Linked DNA regions of Homo sapiens: region 1 is linked to region 2. A link is an interaction called in ENCODE POLR2A ChIA-PET data of the cell type or tissue named here. Cell type or tissue: GM12878. All regions are shown on one strand.

The links. Peaks named below come from ENCODE experiments on the same cell type or tissue, not always from the same donor. Only the 100,000 strongest peaks of a DNase experiment are listed, where the experiment ranks them.
Region 1: POLR2A ChIA-PET joins it to region 2 with 5 read pairs; 2 of 35 experiments call an interaction of 5 or more read pairs at or near these places.

Annotation. Positions count from the first base shown.
Region 1 is chr10:12,870,796-12,878,795 of GRCh38, reverse strand. No RefSeq gene overlaps it. Among named protein-coding and RNA genes, the nearest start is that of CCDC3, 130 kb to the left of the region's middle. In GM12878, no CTCF peak of the experiment used is centred here; no DNase peak of the experiment used is centred here.
Region 2 is chr10:12,576,475-12,584,474 of GRCh38, reverse strand. All of the region lies in intron 2 of CAMK1D (calcium/calmodulin dependent protein kinase ID), which reads right to left. MIR4480 (microRNA 4480) reads right to left here and starts at 5,722; the gene lies at 5,652-5,722. In GM12878, no CTCF peak of the experiment used is centred here; a DNase peak (open chromatin) is centred at 4,004; H3K27ac peaks cover 233 bases.

The DNA.
Region 1 (8,000 bases), 290 kb before region 2:
TTAGGGCCAAGGCACCCTCTGCATTTTGGAAGGAAATGTGCAGCTTCCTTTTTTCCCCACATACTTGCTATTTTTCACCACCATCTTGTTGCAGCTGACTCTGCTACCACCTCTAGCTCCCAAAAAACAAACAAACAAAAATCCCCAATCAATTTACAAAGTGCCATGCAATTCTGCCTCTTACAGAGCTTGGTGGAAGGCATGATATTCCTTGGATCCAAGGAACGCATACCTGGGGCTCCAGAGTTGAGTTCTGTCAGGGTTTCTTCAATCTGATTTCGAGGCAAATGCTATAGGTTTATGGTCTTCCTCCCAGGCTGCTACTCCTTGTACCGTAGCAAAGTAAAGAGGGGTAATAATGTACTGTACATTGGTGGCTGATGTCCACTTCTAACCCATCCAGAACAATACATGGGCTCCCTCTTATGTATTGTTCAGAGGCAGGGCCCCTGTTTCTATCTTTGACAGCTACATCTTTGAGGAACAGCAAATTGCAGTAGAAACACACACACACACACACACACACACACACACACACACATACATATCAGAAGAACTAGATGTTAGTTCTGATTTCTTTGGAAACTTTACCTGGGATCTTGGACAAGTCACTTTATCTCTTTGAGCCTTAGTTTCCACATCTTGAAATGAATGGGTTGAAGTAGAAGACTCGATAAGATCCTTTCCAGCTTGAGTAATGTTAGATTGATGTAAATTTCCACATGACAGATGGGATTGAATTCTCCAACGCCCTAGACGGTTGGGAAAGAAATTACTATTAGAACCAGAGAGAGATAGTAGGTAGATGTTAAAAAAAAATTCTAAAACACTGGCTGGGCACAGTGACTCACACCTGTCATTCCAGCACTTTGGGAGGCCAAGGCAGGTAGATCTCTTGAGGCCAGGAGTTCGAGACCAGCCTGGGCAACATGGTGAAACCCTGGCTCTACTAAAATTACAAAAATTAGCTGGATGTGGTAGCGCGCACCTGTAATCCCAGCTACTCAAAAGGCGGAGGCAGAAGAATCGCTTGAACCCAGGAGGCGGAGGTTGAAGTTGTAACCGGCAGAAGGTGTCCAGGTACTCGGCATCTCTAACAAAGAATTGGACAAAATGCACAAGGATTTATTGAGAACGAAAGTACATTCCACTGAGTGGGAGTGGCCCAAGTATAGGGGCTCAAGACCCCCGGTTACAGAACTTGTTGGAGTTTCAACACTTTAGAGGCTTCCCATTGGTTACTTGGCTGTAACCAAGAATGAAGTAAAGTTACAGAGTCATTTATTCAGAAGGCACCCTATTGTAAATGGAGAGGATATTACTTGGTGTGTGTGGTCTATGTAAATGGAGAGGATGAAGTGAAGTTACAAAGCCATTCATATTCCTGTCATTGCTGAAGTGCTTTCAGTTTGATTTAGTTCAGAAAGTCACCACGGGTTGGCTGGCCTTAAGTTCCCTGCCTCCAGGCCTTTTTCTCCTGCCTCACAATGAGCCACAATCAGGGCACTGCACTCCAGCCTGGGTGAACCAGGAAAACCTTGTCTCAAAAAATAAATAAATATGGCCAGGCACGGTGGCACACACCTGTCATCCCAGCAGTTTGGGAGGCCGAGGTGGGTGGATCACCTGAGGTCAGGATTTTGAGACCAGTCTGGCCAACATGGCGAAACCCCGTCTCTACTAAAAAAATTACAAAAATCAGCTGAACGTGGTGGCATACGCTTGTAATCCCAGCTGCTTGGGAGGCTGAGGCAGGAGAATTGCTTGAACTCGGGAGGTGGAGGTTGCAGTGAGCAGAGATTGCATCACTGCCCTCCAGCCTGGGCAACAGAGTGAGACTACATCTCAAAAAACAAAACAAAAAACAAAAAACCCAAAAAGCAAAAAATAAAATAAATAAAAATAAAATAAAACACCTACCACGAAAATATAGAATCCCAGAATTTGTCCTCCCACCCGACTCTAAGGGAGTAGTGAAAACTGTGAGCCTAAACATTTTGTTTGTTCTCAGATGTCTGGTCCCCACTGTGGGGTGTTGGAGCCAGCTTGGACTGGCTTGTGAGAGGTGATCGTGTGTTATCTCCTCCCACTCCCTGCTCAGTGACTTCACGGGAGAGCTTGAAATGAGTGGAAGTGGGAGCTTTTATACCACTAAGGCCAGCAAGTGTTACAAATCGGGGCTTATTGTTCCCCATGGAGAGCTGCTTCACCAGCAAAGCACAGCTCCCAATCCATGATTCACTGTGATGGGGAATTGTATGTGTCAAGCTGACCACGGGGCACCCAGAGAGCTGGTTAGACATTACTTCTAGTTGTGTCTGGGAGGATGTTCCTGGAAGAGACTTGCCTTTGGCTTGGTGGACTCATAAAGCAGATGGCACTCCCCAGCATGGCTGGGCGTCGTCCAATCCACAGAGGGCCTGAATAGAACAAAAAGGCAGAGGAAGAAGGAATCTGCTCTCTACCTGGCTGCTGAAGCTGGCGGGTGGGTCACCTCCTTCCCTCAGTGCTCCTGGTTCTCAGACCTTCAGACCTGGACTTGAATCTACACCACTAGGTCTCTAGCTCTCAGGCCTTTGAGCTATGCCACTGACTTTCCTGGGTCTCTACTTGCAGAAGGCAGATTGTGGGACCTCTTAGCCTTCATAATTGCATGGGTCAATACTTCACAGTAAAGCTCTACATACTACATACACATATAAATACATAGAAATAGGCCAGGCATGGTGGCTCATGCCTGTAATCTCAATTGTTGGGAGGGCAAGGCAGGAGGATGGCTTGAGCTCAGGAGTTTGAGACCAGCCTGGACAACACAGGGAGACCTCCGTCTCTACAAAAAAATAAAAAAATTAGCTGGGCATGATGGCACGTGCCTGTGGTCCCAGCTACTTGGGAGGCTGAAGTGGAAGGATCACTTGAGCCTGGGAGGTCGAGGCTGCAGTGAGCTGTGGTGGTACCACTGCCCTCCAGCCTGGGCAACAGAGTGAGACCCTCTCTCAAAAAAATAAAAAATCAATATAAATGTATGTGTATATATGCACACATATGTGTGTGTGTATATATAAAATAGATACTATTGGTTCTGTTTCTCTGGAGAACCCTAATATGTTCATAAATACCACTTTGTCATATATATCTCCTAATGGAACTCATACTATAAAGTTAAGAAAAATAACAATCTGCCTATTTGTAAGTCTCCTTCTACCAAACATAATTTAAATAAATCCCAAAACAAAAAATCAAGGGGAAAAAAGGCAAATAATAACCTAAGTTCATGGCCTAATTCTGAGTCAACTCATGTTTCTCCAAAACTCTGGCCAACAGCTGTTTTCGCCTGGGATCGCTTCTCCATAAATAAGGCTTCACCTTAGACCCAAGTCACTGCCTCAGGCTCACTAGAGCTTCACCGGCCACAAGTTCCATTGGATTCTCTTTGCCTCTCCCTCTAATTTCAACATTTAGACTGAGAATCATGGCTCTCTTCCACCACAAAGCTTATCTGATGCTTCGTTCTCTGGGTAAACAGATTTCCAGCTGAGGCTGCCAGCAGCCCTGAGCACCAGCCAAGTTCTACAGAAAAATTAAGAGTTTGGGGTTCTTTCTCCATGTTCTCAGCTCCAGGCTGGCCATGAACTACCTCTACTCCCCACAGCCCACCAGGCTCCCCGCCACTCCTGCCATGCACCTGGCCTTGCCGGCCCACCTTCCCTGCTAAGCCCTGTGCCCACCTTGCACCTGGCTGCCCTGTTTGGAGCCAGGGTACTGTTGGTGCCCATCCTCTGAACGGCCTCTGGGCTCCTGTCAGACCCTGCATCCCTCAAACTGCTCAAGTGGGAAAGCTGAGTTACTGTAACCAGTGGCAGATTTGGGGGGGAAGGATTAGCATCAAAAAATGTTGAGGGGCGCTCTTCCTGACCCAGAATTTGCCAGTTAAAGGCCAAATCTGAAAAAAAAAAAAAAAAAAAAAAAAAAAAAAAACCAACTCTGCTAAGTACCCCTCATACTAAAGAGAGAAATCCACAGTTGAGCCGCATGAATTGGGGTCAGGCACTGCTGCACGGTTATCGAGGAAGTGCTTCCTACCGGGCAGATGGCCCGACAGGCAGGTGCCCAAATGGGAACCCAACTGGGAAATGGAAATGCTGGTCTCCCTTTCTTGCTCCTCAACCTTCCCCACTTGGCCTCTGCAAAGGGAGAAGAGAAGGCACCCCTCTTCACCTCTGTAGACAGTCTGCCACTGTAAACACTGCTGACCACACAGTTGACCACAACTACCATTTTCTCCCTTTTCATGTCTCTTCTGATGCAAAAAGATGGAGGGGGGCCAGGCACGGTGGCTCACACCTGCAATCCCAGTACTTTGGGAGACCGAGGTGGGCGGATCATGAGGTCAGGAGATTGAGACCAGCCTGGCCAACATGGTGAAACCCCATCTCCACTAAATATACAGAAATTAGCTGGGCTTGGTGGGGCATGCCTGTAATCCCAGCTACTCAGGAGACTGAGGCAGGAGAATCACTTGAATCCAGGAGGCGGAGGTTGCAGTGAGCAAAGATCGCGCCACTGCATTCCAGCCTGGCGACAGAGTGAGACTCCATCTCAAAAACAAAACAAAACAAAACAAAAAGATTGAGGGGAAGGTGGATCAATGGTATTTTGTATCAAAGCCTTAGCATTGAGGGCTTTCCTTAGCAACACTTTATAGAAGGTGGGGTACTTACTTAGAGCCCTTTAACTCTGGACATCAGCTGAAATTGTGGGAGACCAGAAATATCCCACAAACACCTTGTACACACAGTAACCTGAGGCCACTGGTGGGCTGAATTATGGGTTTTTTTGTTTGTTTGTTTGTTTGTTTTTTGAGACGGAGTTTGATTCTTGTTGTCCAGACTGGAGTGCAAGGGTGCAATCTCACCTCACTGCAACCTCCGCCTCCTGGGTTCAAGTGATTCTCCTGCCTCAGCCTCCCGAGTAGCCGGGATTACAGGCATGCACCACGAAGTCCAGTTAATTTTTGTATTTTCAGCAGAGACAGGGTTTTACCATGTTGGCCAGGCTGGTCTTGAACTCCTGACCTCAGGTGATCTGCCTGCCTCCGCCTCCCAAAGTACTGGGAGCCACCACACCCGGCCAAGCTGGGATACTTCTAAGAGTGGAAAAGGGGCATCATCATCAAATTATGCTGAGACCATAGTGATGAAGAGGACTGTCTCAGGCAAACCAAGACATAAGGCCATTCTGTCTCCTACATCTTGAGCTATGGTGCGGTCACCTGCATGTCACGGGGGTCATTGTCACCACCATGCTGCCTTAGCAGCTCCAAGGCCCCCTACTACAGAAGCAGGGCTGGTGTCTGGCAATATCATGTCATGTTCAGAATCACCTCCGTGGGCGTTACAGCAGTGTCAATTTGCCAAAAACTTTCTAGATGTTTACCTTCGATTTCCGTGTTTGTCTCTTGGCAGAGACAACACTTTGAGCAGTGTGGAAGGCTGCCCATGTCGTAGATTTGAGGAGATTTTTATGTAAAAGAGAGACAAAATCTCCCCTTAGCTGAGATTGTAACTGGGAGAAGAGCCACACGAGCAGAGATCTGCCCTGGGCTCCTGGGAGGGAAGCAACTGGAAGGAGACAGAAGGTCACTTTCAGAATCATAAGAGAAGAACGAATGGTCACAGACACAAAAACAGAGCCAATGTTTAGTGAAATGAGATATGCAGGGGGCATGGATGTAACAAATGGAAACCAGCCAGGTGTGGTGGCTCATGCCTGTAATCCCAGCACTTTGGGAGGCTGAGGTAGGTGGATCACTTGAGGTCAGGAGTTTGAGACCAGCCTGGTCAACATGGTGAAACCCCCGTCTCTGCTAAAAATACAAAAATCAGTTGGATGCGGTGTTGGGCACCTATAATCCCAGTTACTGGAGAGGCTGAGGCATGAGAGTCGCTTGAACCTGGGAGGCAGAGGTTGCAGTGACCTGAGATCGCGCCACTGCATTCCAGCCTGGGCAACAGAGCAAGACTTCGTCTCAAAACAAACAAACGTAAACTGCTCAGATGTCAAAGGGAGAAAGCTCTGTACTGGGAGCGTGCTGTTTGGCGGATGTAAGATCTGTAGAGGTTTGTACTTCTCAACACCCCCATCACTGCCCAAAAGGGGACTGCCTTCACATGGGGTGGCTCACTCTATAAAATGGTTCCTTTAAAGATGTTTGTCTCCTGCTGCACATTTTTTTTTAATGTGGCTTTATTCTATGTAAGAAAGGATCTATAATGTGAATACCTCGAAGTCCCCTGGAGATGTTCTTTAATGGAAATAACATATGCTTCTCTTCCACGAATCTCCCAGAATGGAAAATTCTGTGGAAGTCCATGAATTGCACCCACTTTCCTAATAATTCCCAGAAGAGGATTTTGGTCTGCCTTCAGCCCTCCCCTGCGGCTCCACCCGGGGAGCTCAGTGACACTCTCGCAGGTGGCTCTGGCTCTCTGGTGCATGTCACCCCCTGCTGTCACCAGGCCCTCTCCTTTTTCACACAGGGAGGGTGTGAGGTGGAATGATGCTCTACTTCTTTACTTTCTGTCTCCTCCATGTCCCTTCCTTGCTCCGTCCTACCCCGTCCATCGCATGGGCACAGTGATCCCTGACATCATGCAACATGAAGGAAGCCTTGGAAACTGAGGGGCTGGGTCCTGAGGGGGCTCCTGCCTGAGGTCCAGCCATGGGCCTTCCAGGGTACAGCCAGGCATGGGTGGCCCAGACTCAGACATAAGAATGAAGGCAGACTAGACCTGGGATCAGCCAGGATGTAAGGGTGTAAAGGAAGGAAGGAGAGAGAAAATAAGGAAGCAATTGTTCCCTGGAGCCCATCTAAGTGGACACTGCACATTCTGGAAGGCTCTATGGTGGGGACGTAATGAAGTGCCTTGCACTGTCCTCTGAGCTCTAAGGGCCCCTGACCAGTCCTTCCTCTTCCTCACAGGAGCTCAGCTGCTCAGTCACAGCAACCAGCCCAAACTGTAGTGAACCCTAAAACAGCAACGTTCTGCCCTTCCCCCATTCATTTTGTAAGAGGAGAGACACTGCTAGCAATGAGCCAGGCACCCGAGAGAGGTGACAGATGACGCAGACATGGGCGCTGCTCCAGGATGGTCCCAGGTCTCTCAGTAACCCAGCCCCAACTCTCTGCATCTCTTTTCTTTCCATTGATGACGATACCTGGGCATGAGAGATTGCCCTAGGGACATGAGAACTGCTCAAAAGAGAGAACAAAGACATCCTGGCCAGACGTAGCAACTGAAATAGGAATCCCATTCGCTGCACTCATTTTCTTCCCAGGTGGCTGAATTATCTCTCCGGATTCTGGTTTCTGTCTTGTATCCTCAATGGTCTTTAGCATGTGTAAGCATTTATAGATGGCTCCTGGGCCTGGGTGAGGTACACCTGAGCTGCCTGAGCTGAGACACCATCACTGATGGGTTGTGGTGGCCCTTGCCTTTCTTGTCTACTACCACGTGCAACTGGGTTTGCAAAATGTGCGGTGTCTCCTTGGCAAGCTCCGCTAGTGGTTCTCAACCATGGCAGTGCCTTGAAGCTCCCTGGGTGATTCTAAGAGAAGATGGGCCAGTCTCATTCACTAATCTCTCTTCCTTCTTCCTTCCTCATTTTCCAAGTTCAAAACCCAAATATCAGGCAAATAAAAACAAGAGTCCTCCATGCTCACCATGCAACCAAAGGGCTAAGGTCACAAAACACGGTGGGCTAGAATTTGCCTCAAGAACATCCTTGGATTCTCCGTGGTTCCTACTTTGTAAGGTGAATGCTACACCTGGGGGCTCTGATAAAATGTACCTTGGCTATATGTTCCTCTCTTCCTTCCCTTCTCTCCCTTCTTTCTTTTTAAAATTAAGGTAGAGTTGACAAATAAAAATTGTATATATTAAAAATTAGCTGGGTGTGGTGGCACGTGCCCGTAGTCCCAGCTACTTGGGAGGCTGAGG
Region 2 (8,000 bases):
TGTGTTGTTATAAAGTCTGAGAAAAAATATGCACAGCAACAGAAATATGTGTAGTCAACAAGTAGAATATGCTATGACCATTATCACCATCATCACCAGCATGGTCATTATCTCTCCTCCTCCGAGTCATCACACATTTATGGCCTACGTCTTAGACGATGACCTCAATGGCTTTAGTGGGGAAATCCAATTTTCTCTTCCTGGAGAATCACATTTTACTTATCCTTAATTATCCCTTAAAATGTATTGCTACTTTTCCAAATAAAATCAATATACCCTTGTTAGCTTGTCAGTTAAGTACTCACACAAGTCTTAGGGTTCAGGCATCACTTTAAGAATCTGCACTCACAAGACATTAACCAGAACCTGGGATAATCAAGTTCAACTTCCTGCTCTCTAAGCATGCAAAGATAAAAAGGAATATAGGTGCTCCCAGGGTGAAGAAACTGTTTACACTGAAGACACATAAAAACCATCCCAGAGTGCTGACAGGCAACTTGGCTATTGTCATGTCCTGATTATCCTAAATCTGGCTAGTACAATTACACTCACACAGGCCTCAAAAAGATTAAAACACAGCCAGGTGTGGTGGTTCACACTGAAATCCCAGCATTATGGGAGGCAGAGGCAGGCGGATCACGAGGTCAGGAGATCGAGACCATCCTGGCCAACGTGGTGAAACCCCATCTCTACTAAAAATACAAAATTAGCCAGACATGGTGGTGCACACCTGTAATCCCAGCTACTCGGGAGGCTGAGGCAGGAGAATCACTTGAACCTGGGAAGCGGAGGTTGCAGTGAGCTGAGATCGCGCCACTGCACTCCAGCCTGGTGACAGAGAGAGACTCCATCTCAAAAAAAAAAAAAAATAAAACAACAACAACAAAACACACACAAAACCAAAGAAACGTCAAAGGGGAAATGCTACCTGAATGAGCAAGGTCAAAGCACAGAGTGTGGCAGAAACACACAGGGACACTCAACCCTATTCACTCATTTGACAGACAACGTCTGATCAAATTTAAGGGATTTTCCTATTAAGAAAAAAGCATCATCTTTGCTGTTTATCCTAAAACATAGCTGACTAAAAATGGGATATGCTATTTTAACAATGACGAGTATCAAACCATATGTTTGCCAGGACAATTTCTTTTACGTCACACACTAAGGAAAAACCAAACTCATATCATTGGAACCATCCCAGCAGAAGAGCTTGGGAAATCAGCCCATCCATTGCCTTCTCTAGATAGAGCTACAACTGTCCCTGTACAGATGTATTTTCCAAGTTCTCCAAACAAGACACTATAGTTCCTCATTCCAATACTAGATAATCTTCCCCTGATAAAAAATTGTTGGGCTTGTTTCTTTTGTTTTTGTTTTTGAGACAGAATCTCGTTCTTTCACAGATGGGAGTCTTGCATGTTGCCTAGGCTGGTCCTCAACTCCTGGGCTCAAGTGATCCTCCAGCCTTGGCCTCTCAAAGTGCTGGGATTACAGGCGTGAGCCACTGTGCCCAGCAAAAAAATTGTTTTTATCCAATTTAAATTTCATCTAGGACTTCTGCGTCCTGGACTACCATGTGCTGATCCTAGCTCAGCCAATGACTTTGTGGTAAACAGTGGGTGTTTAATTTTCCTGGGACTCACTGTCTTCACTAAAAAGTAAAAGAGATGGATTATTGTTCTAATTCTTCAAGGACTTAAAATTAAAAAGCACACTTCTGATAAATGAATTCAGCAAAGTTTCAGGATACAAAATTAATGTACACAAATCAGTAGCTCTGCTATACACCAACAGTGACCAAGCTGAGAATCAAATCAAGAACTCAACCCCTTTTATAATAGCTGCAAAAAAATAAAATATTTGGTAATATACCTAACCAAGGAGGTAAAAGACCTCTACAAGAAAAACTACAAGACACTGCTAAAAGAAATCGTAGATGACACAAACAAATGGAAACACCCCCATGCTCATGGATAGGTAGAATCAATATTATGAAAATGATCATACTGCCAAAAGCATGCAATTCCCATCAAAATACCACCATCATTATTCACAGAACTAGAAAAACAATCCTAAAAATTCATATGGCACCAAAAAAGAGTCCACATAGCCAAAGCAAGACTAAGAAAAAGGAATAAATCTGGAGGCATCATTTTATCTGACTTCAAACTATACTATAAGGCCATAGTCACCCAAACAGCATGGTACTGGTATAAAAATAGGCACATAGACCAATGAAACAGAATAGAAAACCCAGAAATAAAGCCAAATACTTACAGCCACTGATCTTCGACAAAGCTAACAAAAACATAAAGTGGGGAAATGACAGCCTATTCAACAAATGTGCTAGGATAATTGGTTAGCCACATGTAGAAGAATGAAACTAGATCCTCATCCCTCGCTTTATACAAAAATCAACTCAAGATGGATCAAGGACTCACATCTAAGACCTGAAACCATAAAAATTCTAGAAAATAACATCAAAAAAACCCCTCTAGACATTGGCTTAAGCAAAGACTTCATGAGCAAGAACCCAAAAGCAAATGCAACAAAAACAAAGATAAATAGATGGGACTTGATTAAACTAAAAAGCTTCTGCTCAGTAAAAGAAATAATCAGCAGAGTAAACAGACAACCCTCAGAGTGGGAGAAAAGCTTCACCATCTATACATCTTACAAAGGACTAAAATCCAGAATCTGCAAGGAACTCAAACAAATCAGCAACAAAGAAATACAATCCCATCAAAAAGTGGGCTAAGGACATGAATAGACAATTCTCAAAAGAAGGTATACAAATGGCCAACAAACATAGGAAAAAAATGTTCAATATCATTAATGATCAGGGAAATGTAAATCAAAACCACAGTGTGATACCACTTCACTCCTGCAAGAATGGCCATAATCAAAAAATCAAAAAACAGTAGATGTTGGTGGGGATGCGGTGAAAAGGGAACACTTCTACACTGCTGGTGGAAATGTAAACAAGTAAAACCGCTATGGAAAACAGTGTGGAGATTCCCTGAACAACTAAAAGTAGATCTACTGTTTGATCCAGCAATCCCACTACTGGATATCTACCCAGAAAAAAAGAAGTCATTGTACAAAAAACATACTTGCACATGCATGTTTATAGCAGCACAATTCACAATTGCAAAAATATGGAACCAGCTCAAATGCCCATCAATCAACGAGTGGATAAGGAAATCGTGGTATATATATACCATGGAATACTACTCAGCCATAAAAAGGAATGAAATAATGGCATTTGCAGCAACCTGGATGGAACTGGAGACCATAATACTAAGTGAAGTAACTCAGGAATGGAAAACCAAACATCGTATGTTCTCACTCATAAGTGGGAGCTAAGCTATGAGGATGCAAAGGCATAAGAATGACACAATGGACTCTGGAGACTTGGGGGAAAGGGTGGGGATGGGTAAGGGATAAAACACTGCACACTGGGTACAGTGTACACTGCTCAGATGATGGGTGCACCAAAATCTCAGAAATCACCACTAAAGAACTTATTCATGTAGCCAAACACCACCTGTTCCCCCAAACCTATGAAAATAAAATAAAGGAAAAAAGCACAATGCCCCCACAGAATGCTGGCCATTCAACACAATAATAAATATATGTTAGCTGATGTCAGTTGTTCAATTTCTCCAGGTAAAATAATACTTTTCAAAACAATACACACATTTCCCAGAACCTAATTTCCCACCATTGGCCATTCCTGGGGTTCCCCATAGGACCCTCTCCACACACTCCTGCATTCTTCTTAGGCTGGGGTCCATATGAACAGGATGTGGTTCTCCATGACTTCTGTTTTTCTCTTTCTAGTGGGGCTTAAATGGTACAATCTTTTATGATTTACATTCCATTTTTCAAGTACAAAGTGAAGTTTCTTCTAGTTAATAAGTCCTGTTTGAAGAGTAAGAGTTCTGCATACAAAGTACATGTTTCACTCTCATCGGAAACCAAGTTCTCAGAGGAGTTAATCTGTAGCTAATTCAACAATTGCAGAGTCACTAGCTTTGTACACCAAATACTGTCACCCGGGAGACAAGGGGTGAGAAACAGCAGGCTCCAGTCTCCCATTAAAGCTATATTAAAAAAAAAAAAAAAAAAAAGGAAGGAAGGGAGGGAGGGGCATATTTTAGTCCAGATACATTGGTACAGCCTAGATGCCCAATTCCTAAACATCTGTTAGTGAAACTAGTTACAGATGATGTTGACGAGCAAATCGTAGCCTTAAGAATTATCTCAAGACAGGACAGATCTGGCTCACACAGCCAGGTCTGAATGACTAACCCTTTAGGAAACCTCTCACCAGGGAATTCTGGCTGTGCCGAAAGGCCCTGCGAGGTTCCACAGAGCAGTATTTTCCTCCCCAGAGGAGATGGCATCATGGGTTTTCTGCTGAAGGAAAAACGCCCCAGTGGAGGCCAAGGGAAAAAGCTTAGAGCAGACACTCTCCTAAAGGATTCCACCCTGGCTGAGAGTGGACACTTTTCTAAAGAATTCCACCTGAGCCAGGGCAACAAGCAGGTTCAAAACTGGCTTTTGAAACTCAAAGCCACTCCGTGAATCTCCAACCTATCTTGGTGGGAACTCATGGAGACAGATCCAGAGAAGAGATCCGACCTCTCGCTTAAGAAGTGTGAACCATGACAAGGGTGGTGCAGCCCACGGTCCCCATCACAGTGAAGGCATCTAAGAGCACAGAGAGACAATTGTGACTGGTCTGGTCCGGAAGGCTTCATGTTTGCGTAACACTGGAGCGAGCTTGAGAGATGGTCAAGATTTTTGACAGGTAGGGAAAGAAAAGGGTACAGGGAAAAAGAGTAGTAGATGGAGAGAAGAGAAAGTTATTTTTGTTTGCTCCAGTGGGAAGAGACAGACACATCATGAAAGATCCAGCAGGAAACACAGACTGACCCCCAAATACAGAAGGCCTGGAGCACCAGACTCAATGGTCTGACCACATTCCAAAGGCAATGGAGAGCCACTCTTTAATGGAGAGAACAAGATGATCAAAGAAAGCTACATGATTAAATTGGCTTAAGTAATACATGATGGATGAGAAGAAGTGGAGAGAAAAGGCTGCTGCAACTGTCCAGAGATAAGGCCACGGGGCCCAACACAGGATTCAGAAGAAGGAAAGGAAAGGAAGGGAAAGATATGAGGAATGCTATGCAGGACTCTGTAACTGCAGACCCAGGAAGTGGAACAAGAAGAGGAATGCTCCCCTCATCCTGCATCAGCCACGATGCTGTTCCCTGCCCATACCATGCTGTTCCACACCCACAGCCTCACTCAGGCGCCTTCCGAGGACTCCTCGCGCTCCCACACCCACCCAGCCAATTGTTTCTTGCTCTTTGAAGCTCTGTTCAATTTCTCGGTGAAAGCCCCTTCCCTGGAGCAGACACACTTCCCTATGCCCTTGAAGCATATGGCACTTCTTAAAGGGCTGCTGTCTTCTGCTCGTGCCTCTGGGCACCCACTAGACTGCACATTCCCCAGCACAGGGCTCATGTGCTATGCGTCTCTACCCACCGTGTTCACATAGCACCTGAAAACAGTCAATCGAGTGTAGAGCTTCAGCTTGTTGTCTCTAAAGTCAAACTGAACTGGTGCAAATCATCACAGAGGTAAAGTAACTTCCACTTGGCTACTTACTCCCTGGGTGGCCCTGTGGAGGTCAACTCACCTCTGCAATGGTCAGGTTTCTCAGCTGTTAAAAGTGGGTCATCGGTCTCGGTGCAGTGGCTCATGCTTGTAATCCCAGCACTTTGGGAAACTGAGACAGAAGTATTGCTGGAGCCCAGAAGTTCAAGACCAGACTGGGCAAACTAGAGAGACTACATCTCATCTCTACAAAACTTTTTTTTTTTTTTTGAGATGGAGTTTAGCTCTTGTTGCCCAGGCTGGAGTGCAATGGCACGATCTCGGCTCATAGCAACCTCCGCCTCCCGGGTTCAAGCGATTCTCCTGCCTCAGCCTCTCGAGTAGCTAGGATTACAGGGATGCACCACCACGCCCAACTAATTTTGTATTTTTAGTAGAGACGGGGTTTCTCCATGTTGGTCAGGCTGGTCTCGAACTCCTGACCTCAGGTGATCCATCCGCCTAAGCCTCCCCAAGTGCTGGCTGCCTAAGCCTTCCAAAGTCCTGGGATTACAGGCGTGAGCCACTGTGCCCAGCCCTACAAAACATTTTTTAAAAAATTAGCCAGGCAAGGTGGTGCATGCCTGTAGTCCCAGCTACTTGGAAGGCTGAGGTGAGAGGATCGCTTGGGCCCGGGAGGTCGAGGCTGCAGTGAGCCATGATGGTGCCATTACACTCCAGCCTGGGCAATAGTGCAAGACCCTGTCTAAAAATAAATAAATAAATAAAAAGCAGACTATCACAATACCTTCCGTGCAGAGTTGCTGTGAGGATGTAAGATAATGCAAATATAAACGCTGGCAGCTGTGCTTGCCTAATAAATGTTAGCCAATATTACTGTTAGCATTGAATACCAATTTGTTGACTGCATGGATGATTGGATGAATAGGTGGAGATTCCATCTTTGATTTTTTACGTAGATAACTGGGATCCTGGGAATGACATTAGCAAAGGTAACAAGGAGGACACCACGTGGGTGGGGAAGGAGGAAAATGGGCATAATCTTGGAGGGGCTGAGTTAACGATGTCAGCCAAGCATCATACCCCGTTATGGGGCATTGGCCGGAGTGGGGTTTAGGTCTCCAGAAGTCTCATGAATAGAACCCCTAAGACAATCTGTAGCAGGAAGAGGGAGTGAACCAATCGAGAACTGGTGGCTTAGCAGCAAAATACAGACAACAAAAGAGAAAGACAGAGACTTTTTGAAAACAAAAAAAAATCTCCTATTTGATCATTCCGAAATAGCCATGATATAGTAATAATGGCAGAAACAGAACTTTGTTGGATCTCTTTACATTTATTATATGGTTTAAAATGCTTAATTTAGTTCTTTAAATAAAGAAGAAAAGCAATGTGCTCTGCAATGTTTCAGTGCTTTGGGCCTGTAACGATCTGAATCCAGAACTGGGTAGATCCAGGCTGGAGGCCTAGAGGGAGAGGTCAGATTCAGAACTGGAGGTGGCAGGTGTTAATCCACCAAAGGGCTGGAGGCATAGTTCCTAGTGAGAGACCTGCAAGCCTAGAGCTGGAACTGGGCTGGGAACCCAACACGGCGACATACAGAACCAGCCAGGAATTTTCGCTGTGTGTCCGGGGACCTCCCCTGGGCTTGTCCTGGCTTGTGTTATTGGCCGGGGGGACTGCAGCATACATGGGTGAGTGACCAGAGGGCTTCAGCATACAGAGTCAAGGTGGCCGTCACCTCCTGCAAGTGCCCCAGCCTGGCACATATTAACAAAGGCATCCCAGTCCGTGCTAGAAACCAAGATGCACGTGAAAGTGTTCTGGAACTGGTTCCACGGCCTCTCTCCACCCCTTTCCCCAGGCTGGGTTTTGGGGCTCTGTGTCACTCGCAGAGATGTGGTTCCTTTTCTGCCAGACACTCCAGCTCTCCATTCTGAGATAGACGGCATGCAGGTGTGCTCACTGACTGACATGCACAGGACCAAGCCAGACACCAGCATGGATTTGTCTACAAAGCTCTAGAAATACAGAGCCGAGTCTCCAGAACGGCAGTACCAGGCCGTGGAACCGGGCCGCACACCAGGAAGGTGAGTGGTAGGCAAGTGAGCATTCCCGCCTGAGCTCTGCCTCTTGTCAGATCATTGGTGGCAAAAGATTCTCATAGGAGCATGAACCCTATTGTGAACTGTGTATGCAAGGAACCTAGGTTGTGTGTTCCTTATGAAAATCTAATGCCTGATGATCTGTCACCATCTCCCATCACCCCCAAGTAGGACCATCTAGTTACAGGAAAACAAGCTCAGGGCTCCCACTGATGCTACATCATGGTGAGTTGTAGAATTATTTCATTATATATTATAATG